Regions from separate parts of the Homo sapiens genome. Here region 1 is linked to region 2. A link is a loop called in an ENCODE intact Hi-C map of the cell type or tissue named here. Cell type or tissue: CD4-positive, alpha-beta T cell. All regions are shown on one strand. Links, peaks and the distances in the headings refer to the core of each region. The heading gives the core; the rest is flanking DNA.

What was found. Hi-C counts contacts between places; a loop is a spot of excess contacts. Peaks named below come from ENCODE experiments on the same cell type or tissue, not always from the same donor. Only the 100,000 strongest peaks of a DNase experiment are listed, where the experiment ranks them.
Region 1: it touches region 2 in a loop (3-fold over the local background); 5 of 110 quality-filtered maps call a loop at or near these places.

What each region holds. Positions count from the first base shown.
Region 1 is chr10:17,735,716-17,748,986 of GRCh38, reverse strand. No RefSeq gene overlaps it. Among named protein-coding and RNA genes, the nearest start is that of TMEM236, 9.8 kb to the left of the region's middle. In CD4-positive, alpha-beta T cell, for the core only: CTCF peaks have their summits at 5,749 and 5,950 (motif pointing right); a DNase peak (open chromatin) is centred at 5,956.
Region 2 is chr10:16,839,471-16,847,470 of GRCh38, reverse strand. CUBN (cubilin) reads left to right here. Exons shown (of 67, transcript NM_001081.4): 61 at 6,424-6,586; 62 at 6,936-7,141. Among named protein-coding and RNA genes, the nearest start is that of RSU1, 26 kb to the right of the region's middle. In CD4-positive, alpha-beta T cell, for the core only: CTCF peaks have their summits at 3,804 and 4,005 (motif pointing left); a DNase peak (open chromatin) is centred at 4,010.

The sequences.
Region 1 (13,271 bases), core at 2,383-10,382, 900 kb before region 2:
CACTAGCTTTCTATTTCCCGCCTGTAACATTCCTCTGATTCATAATCTTCCTCCACCTTTATTTTTTTAATTTTTTGAGACAGAGTCTCGCTCTGTCTCCCAGGTTGGAGTGCAGTGGTGCAATCTCAGCTCACTGCAACCTCTGTCTCCTGGGTTCAAACGATTCTCCTGCCTCAGCCTCCCTAATAGCTGGGATTACAAGCACCCATCACCACACCTGGCTAATTTTTGTATTTTTAGTAGAGACGAGGTTTCATCCTATTGGCCAGGGTGGTCTCGAACTCCTGGCCTCAAGTGATCCACCCACCTCGGCCTCCCAAAGTGCTGGGATTACAGGTGTGAGCCACTGCTTCCGGTCACCTTTACAAGATTACCCCATGAGTGTTAGCACTCATGTGACGTGACCTGTGACCAGTGTTTTCTACCTCCTGGAATGCCCTGGTCACTGGCTGTGGTTTCTTTAGGAGGAAGGCTGTGATTCTCACTTTCTGCCTGCCACAAGTCCAACTCCATGTAAAGAAACAGTTGCATGTGTTCGCATTGTCCTTTGAACACTTCCTGCGTGCAGATCACGGCAGTCCCTGTTAACTCACGTTCTGCTTAGGGAGATAACACAAGTGCCCCGCAAAGACCCGAGGACACTGGTGGAGTAAGTACTCTGGGCGAGTTAGGACTGGGAAGGGTGACCTGCCCACAGTCCATCTCCCTTCTTCAGCCACATCTTCTTGAATGAATGGGTCCTGGGCCATAGAGTGTCCAGCCATCTATGTGTAGCCTGGCACAAACCAGGTCAATCGGATTCTCACCCTTAGGAATTTGAACTCAGAAACATGGGGAGAATTTGGTAAGTGGAGCTAAAGAAGGTCATGAGTTTGAGTCAGAATTAGAGCAAGCCAAACTCTACGGGCTGGAACCTCCACTCCTGGCATGTTGTCAATTCTATCTGATGAATGAACAAATAGAAGCCAGGCGGGGAGGGAATAGAAGAGTGAGTTGAGCAAGGAACCTGGGAGTGAGAAGGCTAGGACAGATCAACAGGGAGAAGCAAGCATGCCAAGAAAGACCAGTCTTTACAGGTGTCTGAGTTGTTGAACTTTCCAGCTCACATGTGCCCTTACAAAAGGTGGTCTTTCTTCTTTGCTAGAGAAAGGGCTTGAGAATAAGACAAAGGAGTGTGTTTATGAGCAGAGGCCAAATACCATTCAGAAACCCCATGGAAAATTACCAGAAAATACAGGGGAAAGGATGGAAAAAACTCACAGTTTATCAGAGAAGCCTTCTCAGAGGAGGTAAGCTTTGTATCAGTCTTTCTGTTGACTCAAAGCGGTAGCTGTATATTGCTACAGCAATTTTCTCTGTATAGTGTAATAATATTTCCTTTGAAAAATTGTTCTGGCTGGGTGCAGTGAAATACTGCAATCCCAGTATTTTGGGAGGCCAAGGTGAGAGGATTGCTTGAGGCCAAGAGTCTCAGACAAGCCTGGGCAACATGGCAAGACCCTGTCTTTACCAAAAAAAAAAAAAAAAAAATTAAAAATTTAGCCAGGCATTGTGGCATGCACCTATAGTCCCAGCTATTAGGGAGGCTGAGGTGGGAGGATTGCTTGAGCCCAGGGGTTCGAGGCTGCAGTGCACTTTGATTGCACCTGTGAACAGCAAATACATTCTAGCCTGTGGTAACAGAGGGAAACCCTGCCTCTAAAAATAATAATGATTTTTTTCAAGGAAAAATAGTTCTAAGAATGTTCATGATGTAGTAAGATAGGGAAGAGGGTGGGACAGAGAAGCAAGATACAGATACTATGTCTAACAACATCAGTGGTACAATCTTTTTGATTTCAAATATTGTAGTTGTAGGTTTCTACGTAAATTTTAAAATCCAGGAAGATACTTGTCAAACTGTTCACAGGGCTGTCCCTAGAGCATGGGTGAAGTGGGGTGGAGGGAGTTCAATAACAATTTTGTGCTTTTTTTTAAAATCTATCCTCCACCAATTTGATTTCCCTTACTTTATAGAAGCCAAATAATCAAACTGCACTTCAATTATCCTTTTAACGGTAGTACCTAAGAGCAGCGAAATAGTCAAGAGGCAAGCAGAAGACAGGAGACAGGTTTGAACCACTGTTTTCTGGCTGGGCCTTTGGGTGGAATTGGATCATCCTCTCCTGCTTTCATAGGAAAAGGCTGAAAAGGGAAGCTTCATCCTTCTACAGACCCTTGTTTTCTCTCCTGCTCCTCTGTGCAACCTTTTCTTACTCTGCTTTTCCAAGCGGAATTAAGTCATCCCTCCTTTCTCAAAACACCTTTTTTTTTTTTTTTTGAGACAGAGTCTTGCTCCGTCACCTGGGCTGAAGTGTAGTGGCGCAATCTCGGCTCACTGCAACCTCCGCCTCCCAGGCTCAAGCGATTCTCCTGCCTCAGCCTCCAGAGTAGCTGAGATTATAGGCATCAGTCACTATGCCCAGCTAATTTTTGTATTTTAGTAGAGATGGGGTTTCGCCATGTTGGCTAGGCTGGTCTCGAGCTCCTGACCTCAAGTGATCCACCCGCCTCAGCCTCCCAAAGTGCTGGGATTACAGGCGTGAGTCACTGTGCCCAGGCTCAAAACATCTTTTGGATACTTGTAGGGTAGCACAAATGATAAAATGTTCTTATACCATTCATTTACACACTGGGTCCCTCACAAAACCGTGAGCTCCTGGAAGGCAGAGAGCATCTGCTTTTCATCTGTGCATCCTCATTTCTCAGCACAGTGCCAAGCACACAACGGTCCCTTAATATGTATTCCTGGAAAAAAGGAATGCACAAGAGAAGTATAAGAGAAGTGGAGACGGCCAGGCATAGTGGCTCATGCCTGTAATCCCAGCACTTTGGGAGGCTGAGGTGGGCAGATTGCTTGAGCCCAGGAGTTCAAGACCAACCTGGACAACATGGCAAAACCCCATCTCTATGAAAAATACAAAAATTATCTGGGCATGGAGGTGTGTGCCTGTAGTCCCAGCTACTCAGGAGACTGAAGAGGAAGCATCGCTTGAGCCCAGGAGGTTGAGCTATGATTGCGCCACTGCACTCCAAACCTGGGCAACAGAGACCCCGTCCTCCTTCCAACTCAAAAAGAGAGAGAGAAGTGGTGAGTTAGGAATAAAAATTAGAAAAAAAAATTAAAGAAATAAGAATACGGCAGAGAAAAAAAAATAGACAGAAGTAGGCAGCAGAAGGAATGTGAAGGGATTTGATCATGGTTAACTCTTTTTTTATTCCAAGGGAGAGTGAGCTGTCTCCCACGCTGACATTTCAGAAGGAGAAATCATGTTCTATGAGTCTCAATTCAATCTACTCACTCAGTCTACAGGCTTCAATTTCCTCGCTCGCTCCTCCTTACCCTTGCAATGCTTGGCTCCAAATAAAGCTACCAGATCTCTTTCTCCACAGCATGGCTCCTTGGGGTCTCAAGGTAAAAGAGAAAAGACAAAGTCGCTGTGGATTGCAGAACTGATTAATCTCGTGATGCCTGTTGAAAAAGACTATGACCCTTTTCAAGCATTCACCACGGCTTCATAGATGGGAGTGCTACAATATTTCCCCAGCCTTCTCCAATCTGTGGGCCCTCAGAAAATGCACACGCCCTAATGGGTTTGCACCATTAATGAAGGAGACTGGAGAGGACTGTCTGGTATTTCTCTGACCCGAGGCATGGCCTTCAATTATGTCAGAGTCTTCAGCCCTTTTAAGGTGTCATTTGCCTGAGTTTCACAGAAAGGATTATGAAGCAGCGAAGGTTCCTTCATGAGGGATAGAGCAACTAGCGACCTTGGCAAAGAAAAAGAAAGCTATTATGCCAACACTAAGCTACTGGGAGGAAATAATCCCAGACCCCTGACTTGGAGACAAAGACAACGGGAGATGAAAGAGGGTTTAAGATCACCTACCTACCCTTCAGCTGGGACCCGTTTACTCCAATCCTGATTCCTGCCCTTCTAAGTCCTCTGATAAGTGTGCCATGCAGTTGTACTGTGGTAACTGGAAAGACATGGAAGGGGACATTTTCAAACCACCCAGATTCTTTACTTGGATTAACCCAGTACTGATTCGAGGAACTCTGCGCCTTACTTTGCTCTTTAATGCTGGGTTTAACAGCTTCCTGGTAGGAAACAGATTTGGGTTTCTGAAGCTGGATCCGTGGTGAAAAGACTGAGCCTTGTGGTTAGAGTTCACTTCCATGTAGGAGTGTTGATGCAGTGTTTTTTATTTTAGTAAGCAGAAGATATCATTCTGTGCAGGGGAACACCTGTTCTCCACACTTCCAACTGTCATTTCCTTCCTGCAGGCAGGAAGTCAAAAATCGAGTCTCTAAAATTGTTAGGAAGATCATTTGTAATCTCAAGGTTTGCTCATTGTTTTCAGTGTAGGGTCTGTGAAACACAATGTACAAACTGCCAGGAATGTTCTGGCATATCCGTGGTTTGTTTCCTGTGATCTTATGATGTGCAAAAAGACAGGAGCTAGTGGCAGTGAAACTGCTCTTGGGATGGAGCTGAATGTACATAGAGCCTAGGGAAGAAGTGAAAGTAGGTTCCGGGGCCTGGTTTACTGATTATTTGAAATTTCCAGAGTTGCTGATCATCGCACGCAGGCATGACCAATCAATCACTTGAAGAGAATTTAGTAAGATGATATTACTATCTGATATAAGCCCCCTTGACCAATTTCATGCTATCATAGTCCAGATTATGCTAAATATATACTATAGGAAAAAGTATTATTTCATCTGTTTGGCTATCAAATAAGCAACTTTGTAAAAGCAAAGGTGACAGTGTATTCACTTTTGTGGCCCTTTTATAACTGGTGACTCTATTGTTGTTTTTTTTTTTGTTTTTGTTTTTGTTTCTTGAGACGGAGTCTCGCTGTGTCACCCAGGCTGGAGTGCAGTGGCGCAATCTCAGCTCACTGCAAGCTCCGCTTCCTGGGTTCAGGCCATTCTCCTGCCTCAGCCTCCTGAGTAGCTGGGACTACAGGTGCCCACCACCAAGCCCAGCTAAATTTTTGTATTTTTAGTAGAGACGGGGTTTCACCGTGTTAGCCAGGATGGTCTCGATCTCCTGACCTTGTGATCTGCCCTCCTGGGCCTCCCAAAGTGCTGGGATTACAGGTGTGAGCCACCACGCCTGGCCGACTCTGTTCTTGAAATTAACAAAATGTATAGGAAATCCTTACTTAAAAAAAAAATTATGCTCCCTTAAAATGTCATTCCATTAAAATTTCCCAGATCTTAAAAGGGAAAGAAAGTGAATTAAAATTTCCGACTCCACTATGTAGTCATCACACAAATTGTGTGTGTGGTAATGTGTAAATGAGCTAGAAATTTTTAAAAAACTGTATTAAAGGAAAAAAGGAAGTCCCTTCACTGTTTGCAACAATTCTCAAATTTTATTTTTCAAGGGACTAAAACAAGTTAGCCTTTTGGTATTCCAGAGTAACAAATTTAAACAGACAAAAATGTAGGTTCAGGCCTAATCAATTAGCATAAATTCATCCCAAAGTTCACAAGGATGCTTTAAACTAAATTTCCCACATCTTCACTGTTGAGGACTTAATAAGTTTGCAACTCTCCAATTCTTCCGTACGTAACTTAAAATATCTTAAAATAACTATTAGTAGTCCTGCCCACCATATATTCACAAAGTAAGCAAAAATGATAATTGTGCAGTTAATGTGATCACTGTAGATAAAAGTTAAAATTTCTAGCCGGGTGCGGTGGCTCATGCCTGTAATTCCAGCATTTTGGGAGGCCAAGGCGGGCGGATCACCTGAGGTCGGGAGTGGTGAGCCAAGATCGCGCCATTGCACTCCAGCCTGGGCAAAAAGAGCAAAAATCCGTCTCAAGAAAAAAAAAAAAAAAAAATTCTGAGTGATCTGCCTGTATGCAGTGCTTCCTTACTCCACTGGGTGGCGCAGGTTTGGTTTTGTTCTGTTTTCATCACAATTTTTGAGTTGATACCCACATATACGTATGTATTTTTTTGGGACACGGTTTCACTCTGTTGTCCAGACTGGAGTGCGGTGGCGCGATCTCGGCTGACTGCAACCTCTAACTCCGGGGTTCAAGCGATTCTCCTGCCTCAACCTCCCGAATAGCTGGGATTATAGGCATGCACCACCATGCCCGACTAATTTTGTATTTTTAGTAGAGACGGGGTTTCACCATGTTGGCCAGGCTGGTCTCAAACTCCTGACCTCAAGTGATCTGCCTGCCTCGGCCTCCCAAAGTGCTGGGATTGCAGGTGTGAGCCAATGTGCCTGGCCTTGAGTTGATATTTTAAAAGATATTATAGGCTTGAAATCTTCCAACCTTAATTATTCCTTTTTAAAATTTAGGCTATTAAGTTGTGAGTCTTGTGGAGGATCATACGCCATCTTGAACTATGTAAATTTGGCTCATTTAGTTTGATATTTAGTGAGGTACGTCAGAGCTCATCTCAAAAGCCACTTAGATCAAAGCCCTAGGCTTCACCATAATTTTCCAGGCCTTCCACGATCTCTCCCCTACCACCTCTCTCTCTGACTAAATTTCCTCTCTCCTTGTCCTCCTCAATATTCTTCAAACACACCAAGCATAAAGGCTTCTGTTAGACTTTGCCCTGTTATTCTCTTGGCCTGGAAAACTCCCCAGAGATATCCAAAAAGCCAACCGCCTCCCGTTCTTCAGGTCTTAAGTGACATCTTCTCATGAGATAATTTATCTAAAATTTCATCAACTCCCCCAGCTTCCTATCCCTCTTTCTGCCTCATTTTTATCATGTAACACTATCTAACATAATATTTTACTTTTATGTTACTTGCCTGTCTCCCTCAAACTGAAATGTAAGTTTCTTGACAGCAGGAATTTTTACCAATTTTTTTTCCTTGAGACGGAGTTTCGTTTTTCTTGCCCAGGCTAGAGTGCAATGGTACGGTCTGGGCTCACTGCAACCTCCGCCTCCTGGGTTCAAGCAATTCTCCTGCCTCAGCCTCCCAAGTAGCTGGGATTACAGGCGCCCGCCACCATGCCCGGCTAATTTTTTTGTATTTTTAATAGAAACAGGGTCTCACCATGTTAGCCAGTCTGGTCTTGAACTCTTGACCTCAGGTGATCTGCCTGCCTCACCCTCCCTAAGTGCTGGGATTACAGATGTGAGCCACCGTGACTGGGCACCAATTTTTTTTTGAGACAAGGTCTCACTCTGTTGCCAGGCTGGAGTGTAGTAGTGCAATCCTAGCTCACTGCAGCCTTGAAATCCTGGGCTCAAGTCATCCTCCCACCTCAGCCTCTTAAGTAACTGGGACTTAGGTGGTGCATATCACCACCTTAGCCACCTCCTGCCTAATTTTTATTTAGTAGATACAGGGTCTCGCCATATTGCCCAGGCTGGTCTCAAACTCCTATCTTCAAGTGATGCTCCCACCTCAACCTCCCAAAATGCTAGGACTATAGGCATGAGTCTAATTTTGTTTGTTTGTTTGTTTGTTTTTTAATAGTTTAAGCACAGAGAATGGGCCAGTTGTTATTCAGGAAATTTTACCTGAACCTCCAGGTTGAGCACACGAGTTCAAGACCAGCCTGGGCAACATGGTGAGACTCCATCTCCACAGAATATCAAAAACTGGCCACACGTGGTGGTACACGCCTGTAGCCCAGCTACTCAGGATGCTGAGGTGGGAGGATTGATTAAGCCCAGGAGGTCAAGGCTGCAGTGAACTATGATCATGCCACTGTATTCCAGTCTGGGCAATAGAGTGAGATCCCGTCTCAAAAAAAAATAAATTACAATAAAATTCATTTAAAAATTGAGCAGACATTTATTGCAATTCATGAATCAGGACAGCATCTCATTCTATAAAATAGTATAAAAACCTTGACGAGTAGAGCAGAAGAGACTGGCTGTATAGACAGAAAAGGGCTGAAGAGAGCAGAAATAAGAAACGAATAGCAGATATGGTCTTTTAATAATTACTTTATAAGTTTACATCAGAGGGGGCCTCCTTAGCATGTTGGCTCAGGTACACTGGGCCCCTTCTGATTGGCTGCTATAAATCTCCAGGTGTTTGGAAAACTTCTCAAAGTTCAATTTGATGACATGGCACTTTCAACTTTCAACTGGTGACTGCATTTGGGTTTAGTCTGATCTGCTGGGAGCCTAGATCAAAATAATGGCCTCCCATAAATTTCATTCAACACTAGTCTAGCTGGATTCTTTCAAAGGTCCTAATGGAAATACACTAAATTTGCTACAAAACACTGAGATAACCAAAGACCAGATCTAATTACCCAGCTGCAAGCAGTATTGGTCCCTATTTCTTCTTATCATACTTACATTCTAACCTTGTGCTATAGTTTCACATGCATATTTCTCTTATTCATTTTACTTCCTTAAAGGTGGTGACAGTATCTTGTGTTGGGGGAATCCCAAGACCACCACCCGTTTCAATAAATGTGTAGGAATCACAGGAGTCAGATATGATTGTACTCAGGGCTATGATTTTTTACACTGAAAGAACTTGAAGGAAAATCAGCAAAGGGAAATGGCACAGGTGATGAAGTCCATGGGAAACAGGGTACCAGTTTGCACAAGTCCTCTCCCAGTTGAGTCAAACAGGACCTGTTGAGTTCCCGCAGCAATGGGCCATGACAACACATGAAATGTTGCCACCAGGAAAGCTCCTCAGTGACTCGGTGCCCATGGTTTTTACGGGGCGCTGGTCGCCAAGGCACATTCTGCCTGGAACCCACCAAACTTCCAGACTCCCAGAAGGCAAGCAGGTGTTCAGCATAAACCACATCATTGACGCAAATCATTTAGGCACAGTGAGCCACTCTTATCAATTCTGGGAATTGTGGGAACCCTCCCGAAATTTAAGTTCCCAGACGCCAGCCAAGGGCCAACTTTGTAAACAGGCCTTTCAAAAGACAGCAGTCCAGCCTGCTCAGTTAACTGTTTTCTGTCCACTTACTCAATGTTAGATCCTTCTAGTGGTTAAACATCTGCTAAATTCTATTTTGACCTTTATATCATTGTTAAAATGAAACAATGGGAATTAAATGAAAACATCATACATACCAACAATTAGTTACACTTTTAAACTGTTTGCATGTATATTTTTTAAAACTGTATCTTGCCATTTGAGTATATTTTTTGTTCCTATATTATTTAAGCATGGATAAGCCAATTTAATGTAAACACCTAGTCATCATCGTAAGTACAGAAGTAAACAAAATGTAATGGTTTAAATCACCACCAAAGAGGTAGTGGCCCAGGTATGACTTCTATTTTCAACATTTATGTATGATCTGACTTAAGGTATTTAAATTAATCTATATGACCCTCCTCTGTAATAACAATAATACTTTGGACTTACAGTACAAGGCCAGCATCAGACTGTTGATGGATTGATTCAGGCTAGTAATAAACCTACTAGTCTCAATAATTTAAAATATTTGGATGACTGGGAGCCGGGTATGGTGGTGTGCCCCTATAGGCTCAGCTACTTAAGAGGCTGAGGTGGGAGGATCACTTGAGCCTAGGAGTTCAAGACCAGCCTGGGCAACATGGCAAGACCCTGTCTCTTTTAAAAAAACAAAAATTTTTTTGAGTGACTGGACAACTCTAATTGCTGGTAGGATCCAAGCCTACTGATGCTAACAGATATTTCAGCAAGACTCTGGTGGAGTCTGAAGTAAGCCCCTGTGGCTCACCAGGGGGTTGTAAGAATGACTTCTGCTGTGCCATGACAGGGCCCAAAATGATGCTCTACAAATCAGACACTGTGTCCTTGGGAAGAGAAGAAAGCGAAGTGAAACGTCTGCCTTGGCAGATCACCAGTGACTTTTATCATCTTTTTTCTCCCTGGAAGATGCCAATGACCACAATCTACAAAATCCTGCCTAGTGTGTTTCCTTAACAGACTCCACTCTATTGCAAAGGACTCGTATATGCTTAAAGGAAAGCACAGAGGTTCCTTTGATTTTGACTTGGAATATAACTGGTTCCTCTTCACAGCTCCTGGCTATCATGGGAATAATGAGACAAGAGGCTCAACTGGTAGGATGGGGCAAGATTAGGGGAAGCCTTGAAATCTAGGCTGGAGAGTTTTAAACCAACTCTAGGATAGAGGTTCATAAGAAAGGCTACAGAAAAGAGTTCTAGGCCGGGTGTGGTGGCTCATGCCTGTAATCCCAGCACTTTGGGAGGCGGGCAGATCACCTGAGGTCAGGAGTTTGAGACCACCCTGGCCAACACGGCAAAACTCCATCTTTACTAAAATTACAAAAAAAAAAAAAAATATCAAGGCATGGTGGTGGGCACCTATAATCCCAGCTACTCAGGAGGCTGAGGCAGGAGAATCTCTTGAACCTAGGAGGCAGAGGTTGCAGTGAGCCGAGATCGTGTCACTGCACTCCAGCCTGGGTGATACAGCGAGAGTCCGTCTGAAAAAAAAAAAAAAAGAGTTCTAAAGGGTCCCTGAAACACCTGAAATTATACGTAAACCTCTGGGCAGGAGTATTTTTCTAGTGAAAGGGTCCCTAGCTTTCCTCAATTTTCAAAGGTAATTGTGACCTCAGAATGTCTGTGAAGCTTTACACCAAGTAGGTGAAGACACTTGTTGGAAAGGAGGAGGCTGCATAGTATCAGTGTTTCCCAAACTAGTGTGACCTAAGGACTCCTGCGGGGGTGGGGAGGCACCTGCTAATTATAGCTTTCCAGTCCCATCCCAGATTGACTCAATCAGAATCTGCAGGCAAAAGGCCTGGGAATCTGTATTTTACCAAGTACCCCTCTGATGTCGTTTGGAAAATAGAGGACTTGGGCATCTTTAAAATCCATATGTCAGGTTAAACATTTCACAACTCCCGGATTTTTATGGGCCTATTTCTATTGGTAAAGGCCTGCAGTACTCTATTTCTTGAGGGTTGCTAGGAAAATGGCCCCTCAGGGGCTCACTTCTGATGCTTTCAGAAGACGTGGCTCTGAAGTTCCCTGCATCTAATTCTCTTCTCCGGAAAATTCAAATTGAACCATTTTAAAAATCTTGATCCACATTATAATTCATTATGTGAATCTCTAACAGAAAATTAAGACATAAAGGCAACAGCTACCCCTTGTCTAGCATACGGCCTATAGCATGACCATCCTTCTAATTCTGCGGAGAAACATCAGCCCCTGCTCTTTAATTGTTGAGAAAACCCAGAATGGTCCACATATTAAGGAAATAAAATTGTAAAAATCGGTGCATTCCAGATGTCATGAGAAAACAGTGAATCATAAATGAACTGTCCTGCAGCGTTATGTTTTTTCCCAAATAATCTGTCTGAAGTCTAGATCATCTTCCGTTAAATGGCTAATTTGGATTTTTCAAGAGTCAATCTCAGCAGCGCCACCTACTGATAATTTAAATTCAGTACTTTATGTAAATTCTTAGCAATGTACACAGCAAATTAACTCGAAAGAACCTAGAACATGTTTTGGGTTTTCATAAAATAATAGGCATGGTAATATAACTGCCAGAGGAAAAATTTAATGTTTTTGCAGGTGGTGAGCTAGACAATGCCTGCTTCAATTGAGTATGTCTCCAGCATGCTGGCTCTCCTCCACTTCTCTCCCTGTCCTCAATATTTCCCCATCACTCTGTATTCGAGTTGGGTTTGGCCAGTGAGAGGACTGGCAGGAGGCCAAAGGGCAGCAGGAGAAGCGAGGGTGTTGATTCCCTTGTCCCTCTTTCCCACTCACTGTGCCAGTTTCAGCTCTGTCAGTCCATCCCTCCTCCTAGGCCCAGCAATCACTGTACACACTTGCCGCTGAACGCTTGCTCCTTTGGGCCCAGGGTGGTGACAGTTGAGGGTGTCTGTTCCCTTGGCCTTCAGTAAGTAGTTCTTTCAGAAAAGCCTGTCCCCTGAAGCTCCTGAGTGTGATTCTCCAGGGCTCTGGAGACCCAGCTTGCATACGGTGAAGTGGAACTGGCCACCCACTCAACATTTATAAAGTGAATATTGCAAAAATGATTGCTCCTGGTGTAATAGCAGATAATAAAGATTCCATTATTTTCTGCGAGAAGCTTAAATTTACACACATGAAGGGGATTAGGGTTGACAAAAACCATTTTTAAGGGATGTGATTCAGCATAACTACTTAAATTTCTATACACAATTTTATTAATCTTAGGTATTGAATAGGTAGAACTTTGGACCAAGTATGTCTCTATAGTTCCCCGCAGAAGTCTGACCTAGTTTACTACCATCAGGTTAGAACGCTAAGGTTTATTTAAACAATCTTAAATAAGCAAACTAAAAACCTGGAACCAATTCTTTAACCTACACTTAATGTAGACTTCCACATTCTAATGAGACATTCTTACATGCAAATGCTTAATCTGGAGTCCTCCTGTGGGACACGCACACACACATGGAGAGAGAAAAATACAAAATTCTCCATTAGTGCAAGACCCTGGAGAACAAGGACCTGATTCATTCTCCCCTGTGGCCTCCAGCATTCTCAGGAGGGGCTTCCCACACAGCAGAGACTGAATCAATTGTTCAGTGACAAGATGGGAGACAGCACACCATGGCGGACACAAGCACAAAGGTTGCCTAGGTTTGTACCCCAGCTATGCCACCTGCTGGATGAACTTGGGCAAATAATTAATCTCTCTGTGCCTCAGTCTCCTCACCTATGGCAGGGGGTTATTAGTATCATCCTAGTTTCAATGAGTTATTTGAAAAGCACTTAGACTGGTGCCTGTCCCATAGTAAGGACAAGATAAGAGCATGTTGAATAAATAAAGGGATGGTATTTTTCACATCACCTGGAGCCACTGTAGCTGGAAGGGCCTTTAAGAGAGATATAATTTTTTCATTTTATTTTATTTATTTAAATATTTATTTATTTATTTATTTTTGAGATGGAGTTTCACTCTTGTTGCCCAGGCTGGAGTGCAATGGCATGATCTTGGCTCACTGCAACCTTCGCCGCCCAGGTTCAAGCAATTCTTCTGCCTCAGCCTCCTGAATAGCTGGGATTATAGGCACGCACCACCATGCCTGGCTAATTTCTGTATTTTTTTTTTTTTTTTTTTTTTAGTATAGGCAGGGTTTCACCACATTGGCCAGGCTGGTCTTGAACTCCTGACCTCAGGCGATCCACCGCCTCAGCCTCCCAAAGTGCTGCGATTACAGGCACGAGCCACCATAGCCAGCCAATTTTCTCATTTTAGAGATAAGACTGAGGCCTAGAAAAGGTGAA
Region 2 (8,000 bases), core at 1-8,000:
TTGCTGTTTTGCCCAGGCTGGACTGCAGTGGTGCTGTCTTGCCCAGGCTGGACTGCAGTGGTGCTATCTCGGCTCACTGCAGGCTCTGTCTCCCGGGTTCACGCCATTCTCCTGCCTCAGCCTCCTGAGTAGCTGGGACTACAGGCGCCCGCCACCACACCCAGCTAATTTTTTGTATTTTTAGTAGAGATGAAGTTTCACTGTGTTAGCCAAGATGGTCTCGATGTCCTGACCTTGGGATCCGCCCGCCTCGGCCTCCCAAAGTGCTGGGATTACAGGCATGAGCCACCACGCCCGGCCAAACACATTTAAATAACGGACATTTTTTTCACATTGTATAACGTGTTGCATAACATGACAAAAATCATAAATAGAAACAACATAGAAGGGCAGAGCAGAAGAGGCTCTGATTGGCTTTGTTTTGGCTAGGAAAGGCTTTCTAGAGGGTGATGGCTGAGCTGGAATTTACAAAATGAACAGAAACTCACTCCCTTTTGTTATCCTTTACGAAACTGAGAGGAGCATGAACCTAGCTGACTTTTTCTGCCAGGAAGTATGGAACCAGCAGAGAGAGGTCCTCATCCTAACATTGCCCAGTTTTTCCTCAACCCCATCCGTGCCCCTTTTCTTTTTCTTTTTCTTTTCTTTTTTTTTTTTTGAGACAGAGTTTCTATCTTGTCACCCAGGCTCGAGTGCAATGGTGTGATATTGGCTTACTGCAACCTCTGCCTCCCGAATTCAAGTGATTCTCCTGCCTCGGCCTCCCAAGTTGCTGGGATTACAGACATGCACCACCATGCCCAGCTAATTTTTGTATTTTTAGTAGAGACGGGGTTTCACCATGTTGGCCAGGCTTGTCTCGAACTCCTGACCTTAGGTGATCCACCTACCTTGGCCTCCCAAAGTGCTGGGATTACAGGTGTCACTGCCCCTTTTCATAGCCAATATTTTGTAATCCTTCCTTTCCCACCTGAAGTGAATGTCATCTATGCTATAACCTACCCATAATGTAATTTCAGAAAATCACTGTACTATCCCAAAGGCAATGAAAAGGAGAAATAAAAGGAAAGTATATAAAATAGTGTGTCTTCGTATATGTAAATACTCTAACACTGCTACACAAAGTCACATAATAAAATAGATTCCTTTTATATGTAGAATGGTGGTGAATAAAAAGTATAAATGTAAACAAATACGGGTGGGTTATATTTGCAACCCGCATGCCAATAGCAGCATCACCATCTGCAAGATAAGTTTCCAGAATGGTGGAAAAACTCAAAACAAACATTTCTAAACCAAACAAAGTACAGTCTTCCCTCAGCTTACACAATAATTGCATTTCTGGAAATTTGGTGCATATCAAAACTGTGCAAAAATATTTTTGTGTTTATATATAAAATGGACTTAGGTTCTGGGATCAAATAATTATAAACAAGTTTTTTTTTACACAAATGTCTGACAGGACATTCAAAAGTTATGTGGGACAAAAATCTTCACTTTGCAAAACTGTCCTGTGAATTACTAAATGCCAGTTATAGGCCCAAATTATAGTGATGACCCAAAAACCACCACACTTGTGCAAAACACTCCCTATGGGGTGGTATTGACCTCATTGAGAAGGTCTGACTTAATGCACCGGGCTTAACCATTCAGTCTGTGTCAGACACTGGAGCTGAGGAGGGGCTGTCCATCTTTGGGGAGAGGATCAGCAGTCTATGGAAGGCATCACGTTCCTATCCACATGAGGTCGTACCTACTATTCATTCATTCTTTCATTCAGTTCAGTGTTAATTAGCATACCTACTATATTCTAGACATTGCTGCAAGAACTAGAGAAGAACATTGAGATTTTAGAAAACAATACTAGGAAAACTCCTGCTCTTGTAGAGCTGATTCTAATCATTGCTTCTTTGTGGCTTTTTCCCAGACATCTGGGACTAGTATAACTTTTTTCTCCAGAAGATTCTGAAATGGGTCAGAGTTTAGCCCCAAACTGGAAAAGTCACTCTCTATTCTTCTTCCCATACTAAATTATGCCCTGGCATGTTGCCCAGCAGACCTCATCAGAGGTTCTGCAATAAGATCAAAGAATTCATGAAGATACTCTAAGATTCTGCTCCCAGTAAGAATATCAAAATCCTCTTGTGATCAAATTCCCAGGAAAATATTAAAAGATAAAGTCCTAAGGATATTAATGTATGAAATTATTACCTTTGAAAAGAATTGTAGTCCAATATCAAAGTCTATTGCCCTTGTGCATTAAAAGTTCATAGAAATTAAAATCCAAAAATTTTCTTTCCCAGTTTTTCTAACTGCTCAAGTCAATAGCTGGGTGAAATGTGGGATTTTGCCGTGGTTGTAGCAGAGCCTGCCTGCCACTAAGTTATTTGTACAATGCCTTCAGGATCTTTAGCAGATTCTAAAATGATCAGATTTCTAAAAGTTGAGAAAATATAACATTCTTCTCAGCACTTACCCACATCCACAAGACTTAGAACGTAATTCAAGCTCCAGGTCCATCGCAGTTGTGCCAGGAAATGTTTGCTCCCAGAATGTGGCCCGTAGCTGCGTATAATGGTGTAGATCCTAAAGGCACCATTTATATCCCAGTTTATATATGATTCCCCCTCCTCATCATTGGATAGGGCGTCCCCTGCAACGCATTGTAGGGCAACCTGGCAAAAGTCTGTAGTGAAGGTTTAGTGTTATCAGAGAACAAGAGAGCAGATAGAGATCTTGGGTTTGAGGCAGAGGAGTTTAGAGCCTCCTATGTCAGTTATCCCGAGGCCACAAGCTATTTCAACTCACTTAGGAGAAATCTTACTGTGGCAATGAATGAACTAACACAAGACCAGCTTGGGGCCAGGTATGTATGTCATTTCCTTCCATCCAGCCCTGGCTTCTGCCTCCTACCTTCCTTCACATTTACCAGTTATCCATTTAAAACCCAAATCTGATCTTACATCACGTAGGATCAGATCCAGACTCCTTGGATGAAATGTATGGAACTTCACAGCTTTGTTTGTTGGACTTCGTCATTTCTCCTGTTCTCTCACCCTGGCCTCCAGGGCCAATGAAGGGGGTCAGAAGTTGTTGACACGTGCCATGCATTTCACACTTCCATGGCCTGGCATTTATTACTGTCTGGCTGGGATACCCTTCCTGTTTTGTAGGTCTGGAAGGTCTTTTTTTTTTTTTTTGGGGACAGAGTTTCGCTCTTGTCGCCCAGGCTGGAATGCAGTGGTGCGATCTTGGCTCACTGCAACCTCTGCCTCCCGGGTTCAAGCAATTCTCCTGCCTCAGCCTCCCAAGTAGCTGGGATTACAGGCCTGCGCCACCACATCTGGCTAATTTCGTATTTTTAATAGAGATGGGGTTTCTCCATTTTGGTCAGGCTGGTCTCGAACTCCTGACCTCAGGCGATCCGCCTGCCTCGGCCTCCCAAAGTGCTGGGATTACAGGAATGAGCCACCACGCCCCGCAGGTCTGGAAGGTCTCTACTTACATTTAAGGGCCAACCCAAATGTCTGTCTCCATCACGTGGGTTCTCATGATACACTCCCATTATTTTATTGTAGCACTTATTTTTCTCTATTTTGTATATAATTTATATACACATATATTTATGTGTATGCATAGTGTATGTGCATATTACACAAATATATGTATTTGTATATTTAATTTGTAGACCTTTACTCTCCTTTGTTCATGAAGGGGTCTTATGTCTTGAAGATCTGGAAAGGGCTTTACATGTCCTTGTATGCCTGGGATCTAGCACAGAGGCCTGGCATACAGGTCCCAGAATAAAAATGCTTGCTAATATAAATGTGATCATAAAGACAGCAATGATTATCATGAAATTTTAACTTGTTTACCAGAAAAAGTGCATGACCTAAAACTTGGCAAATGTGCTCTTCCATGAAACAAAGGGGTGAAGATTAGAAAACTCGAGTTTCATCTGATTCTGAATTAACTAAAATCATGTTTAAGTTGGAAAGACAGTGCCATCTAGTGGTGCATTTCTTTTTCTTTTACAATGACTGGTTTTAGTCATTCCTGTCTTACATAATCCTAGCACTTTAGAATAATGTCAGTGGTCATGGTCATGGCTGTTCTGAGGCCTTGAACACATAGCTCTGTTATGAATTGAATATTTGGAGTTAGATACACACAGACACTCATTTTAGAAGTACAATGGAGATTACTCAGAAGAAAACATTTTCTAGTTATGTGTTTCAGGGAAATCCAAGCACCCACTATTTCGATGGATGTTTCTAGAAGGGAGCCATGGTTGGGAATTGTTCTGGGTGCTGGCGACACCACAGTGAAGAAGTCAGACAGAGTCTCTGTCTCCCCACACGTGGGACTTACATCCTTGTTGGGAAAGAGACCGGACAAAGTAAATAAACAATAAATAAGATCAGTTTTGATTATAATAGGAAAATAAAACAGGATGATGCTATGGGAGGGCAACATTCAATAGCATTGGCTTCTCTGAGGAGGTGACATGTCAGGTGAGGGCCCATGACAGGGAGTCCTTAGCTGTGTGGGTTCAGCTTCACCTGAGGAAGGAAGAGCAGCAGGAACAGGGCTGTGGACAGGAGTCCTCCTGGGATGAAGGAAGTGCAGCTAGCAGTGAGGTGTGGGCAGCCTGGGAAGGAGGCACAGGCCAGAGCAGCTGGGGCTTGCAGACTGTGGGAGGGAGCTGGAATTTTACTTTAGGTGCAATGGGGATCTGCCGAAGCATTTTAGACAGAGCAGGAGCATCACCTCATTGGAGTTTGCAGACATGCAGGCAGTTCAGTGGAGAACACTATGGCTGCTCCGGAATTAGGCCTATTAAGAAGATGTTTCAGTGGGAACAGGTGAAGGACGATGGAGATCACCTGGAGATGGAGCCCTCTGGGATATATTTTGAAGGTAGATTGGAGTAGTTGTGGAGTGAAGAGAGAGAGAGAGGAATCAGAGATGACTAAAGTTGTAGGCTTGAAACATTGAGGTAAAGATGGCTCTGGGAGAACAGTTTTGGGAGGGCTAGTGGGACAGAGGAATCAAAGCACTTGTTTATTTATTTATTAGATATTTATTGAGAGCCTCTCACGTGCAGACACTTTTCTAAAAACTGGGAACATGGCAGTGAGCAGAAAAGAAATCTGTACATTCATGGAACTTGTATTGTCTTCAGAGAGAAAGCCAATGAAATAAGCAAGTTTAGCCTGGACAACATAGGAAGACCCCATCTCTAAAAATTTTTTTTAATTAGCTAGGCATGGTGGCATGCACCTGTAGTCCCAGGTACTTGGGAGGCTGAGGTGGGAGGATCACTTGAGCCCAGAAGTTCAAGGTTGCAGTGAGCTATGATTGCAGCACTGCACTCCAGCCTGGGCAACAGCGTGAGACCTTATTTCAAAAAAAAAAAAAGCTAAATATGTAGTATATAGAAGAAGGTAACAGTTGCTGTGGAGAAAAATCAAGCAGGAAAGGAGATGGGAATGTTGGGAGAGTTTACATCTGGAAGGCCTTATTGAGTTGGGGATATCTTTTTTTTTTTTTTTTTTTTGAGACAGTCTTGCACTGTCACCCAGGCTGGAGTGTAGTGGCACCATCTCAGCTCACTGTAACCTCCACCTCCTAGATTCAAGTTATTCTCCTGCCTCAGCCTCCCAAGTATATGGGATTACAGGGGTGTACCACCACGCCCGGCCGAGTTGGGGATATGTGAGTAAAGACCTGAAGAAATGCACGAGGACAAACTATGTGGATATACAGGGAAGAGCATTCCAGGCAAAGTGAACAGCAAATGCCATACCCAAGAAGCAGCAACACACCTGGTTTGGCTCAAGAAGCGGAATCGAACAAAGTGAAGACAATAAGAAATTAGATTAGAAAGGTCAGGGGTGGGAGAGGAGAGAAAGCCATTGTGATGCCTTTGGCTGTTTGATTGAGTGGATGGGAAGCAGTTAGGAGGATTTCAGCAGAGCAGTGACATGGTGTGACTTACATTTTAACAGTATCCTCTCGATGACATTTTGAGGATACACTAAAGAGGAACACGAGCAGAATCAGGGGCTTCATGGGAGGCTGCAGTGATCATCTAGGCAAGAGATCAGAGCAGTTGGGGCCATAGTGTGAGTCGGTGCAGAGGTTAAAGTAGCAGTGGGTGAGCGGACTCTCATAACACCTTCTTTTAAAAATCATATATTTCCCAAAGAGGAAAAAAATGTTAGGCGTCATAACAGGTTTTTCCTGAAAGTCATAATATAATCAATCCAATTATAATTCTGTTCCTAAATTAAGACTACCTCTAAGAAAATCAATGTAAAAATGTTTACCGTGACCTATTGCAACTTCGCGTCCAATTTAGTGTGAAATATGCAATTTTTTGTAAGTAATGGAGAAGTAATGAATTGTTTTTCTTCTCAGTTATATGATGGGGATAGTGAAAATGCGAACTTGGCTGGAACGTTTTGTGGTTCCACAGTACCTGCTCCTTTTATCTCTTCTGGTAACTTCCTTACGGTTCAATTCATCAGTGACTTAACATTAGAGAGGGAAGGATTTAATGCTACATACACCATCATGGACAGTGAGTAAATAGAAGCATTTTTATATGTTATGAAATACACATGTATTTATGCACTGAAAAGAATGCCCTGCTTATTATATCGAAATTTCAATGTTAATTACTAAACTCAATGTCAATTACTATCTAAACTCAATGTCAATTGCTAAACACCATGTTAATTACTGTATGTTTAATCTGTGGTACAAATTTGATACAATCTTTAGTCAAGGATATAAACCCTGAATTCTTAATAGAGTAATGAAAATATAGCTCCTCCGGGGTGGGAGGCAGGGAAGACAGAATTGCAAAGATTGCCTGAGATGAGACATGAATAAAATGTCTCCTGTGTTGCTTTTTCCTCCCTCTCCAGTGCCTTGTGGTGGAACATACAATGCAACTTGGACCCCACAAAATATTTCATCACCCAATTCATCAGACCCAGATGTCCCATTTTCCATCTGTACTTGGGTCATTGATTCCCCTCCGCATCAGCAGGTCAAGATAACTGTGTGGGCATTACAGCTGACCTCGCAAGACTGCACGCAGAATTACTTACAGCTTCAGGACTCACCGCAGGTAACAATTATAAGATGAATGGCAGTCACATCTAGTGACCTTTTCACCAGTATTTGCAAAACACTTGAAGTAATGAAGCCATGATGAAATAATTTTCTTTTTTTTAATTATACTTTAAGTTTTAGGGTACATGCGCACAATGTGCAAGTTTGTTACATATGTATACATGTGCCATGTTGGTGTGCTGCACCCATTAACTCGTCATTTAACATTAGGTATATCTCCTAATGCTATCCCTCCCCCCTCCCCTCTTCCCCCACCCCACAACAGGCCCCGGTGTGTGATGTTCCCCTTCCTGTGTCCATGTGTTCCGATTGTTCAATTCCCACCTATGAGTGAGAATATGCGGTGTTTGGTTTTTTGTCCTTGCGATAGTTTGCTGAGAATGATGGTTTCTAGCTTCATCCATGTCCCTACAAAGGACATGACCTCATCATTTTTTATGGCTGCATAGTATTCCATGGTGTGTATGTGCCACATTTTCTTAATCCGGTCTATCATTGTTGGACATTTGGGATGGTTCCAAGTCTTTGCTATTGTGAATAGTGCCGCAATAAACATACGTGTGCATGTGTCTTTATAGCAGCATGATTTATAATCCTTTGGGTATATACCCAGTAATGGGATGGCTGGATCAAATGGTATTTCTAGTTCTAGATCCCTAAGGAATCACCACACTGACTTCCACAATGGTTGAACTAGTTTACAGTTCCACCAACAGTGTCAAAGCGTTCCTATTTCTCCACATCCTCTCCAGCACCTGTTGTTTCCTGACTTTTTAACAATCACCATTCTAACTGGTGTGAGATGGTATCTCATTGTGGTTTTGATTTGCATTTCTCTGATGGCTAGTGATGAT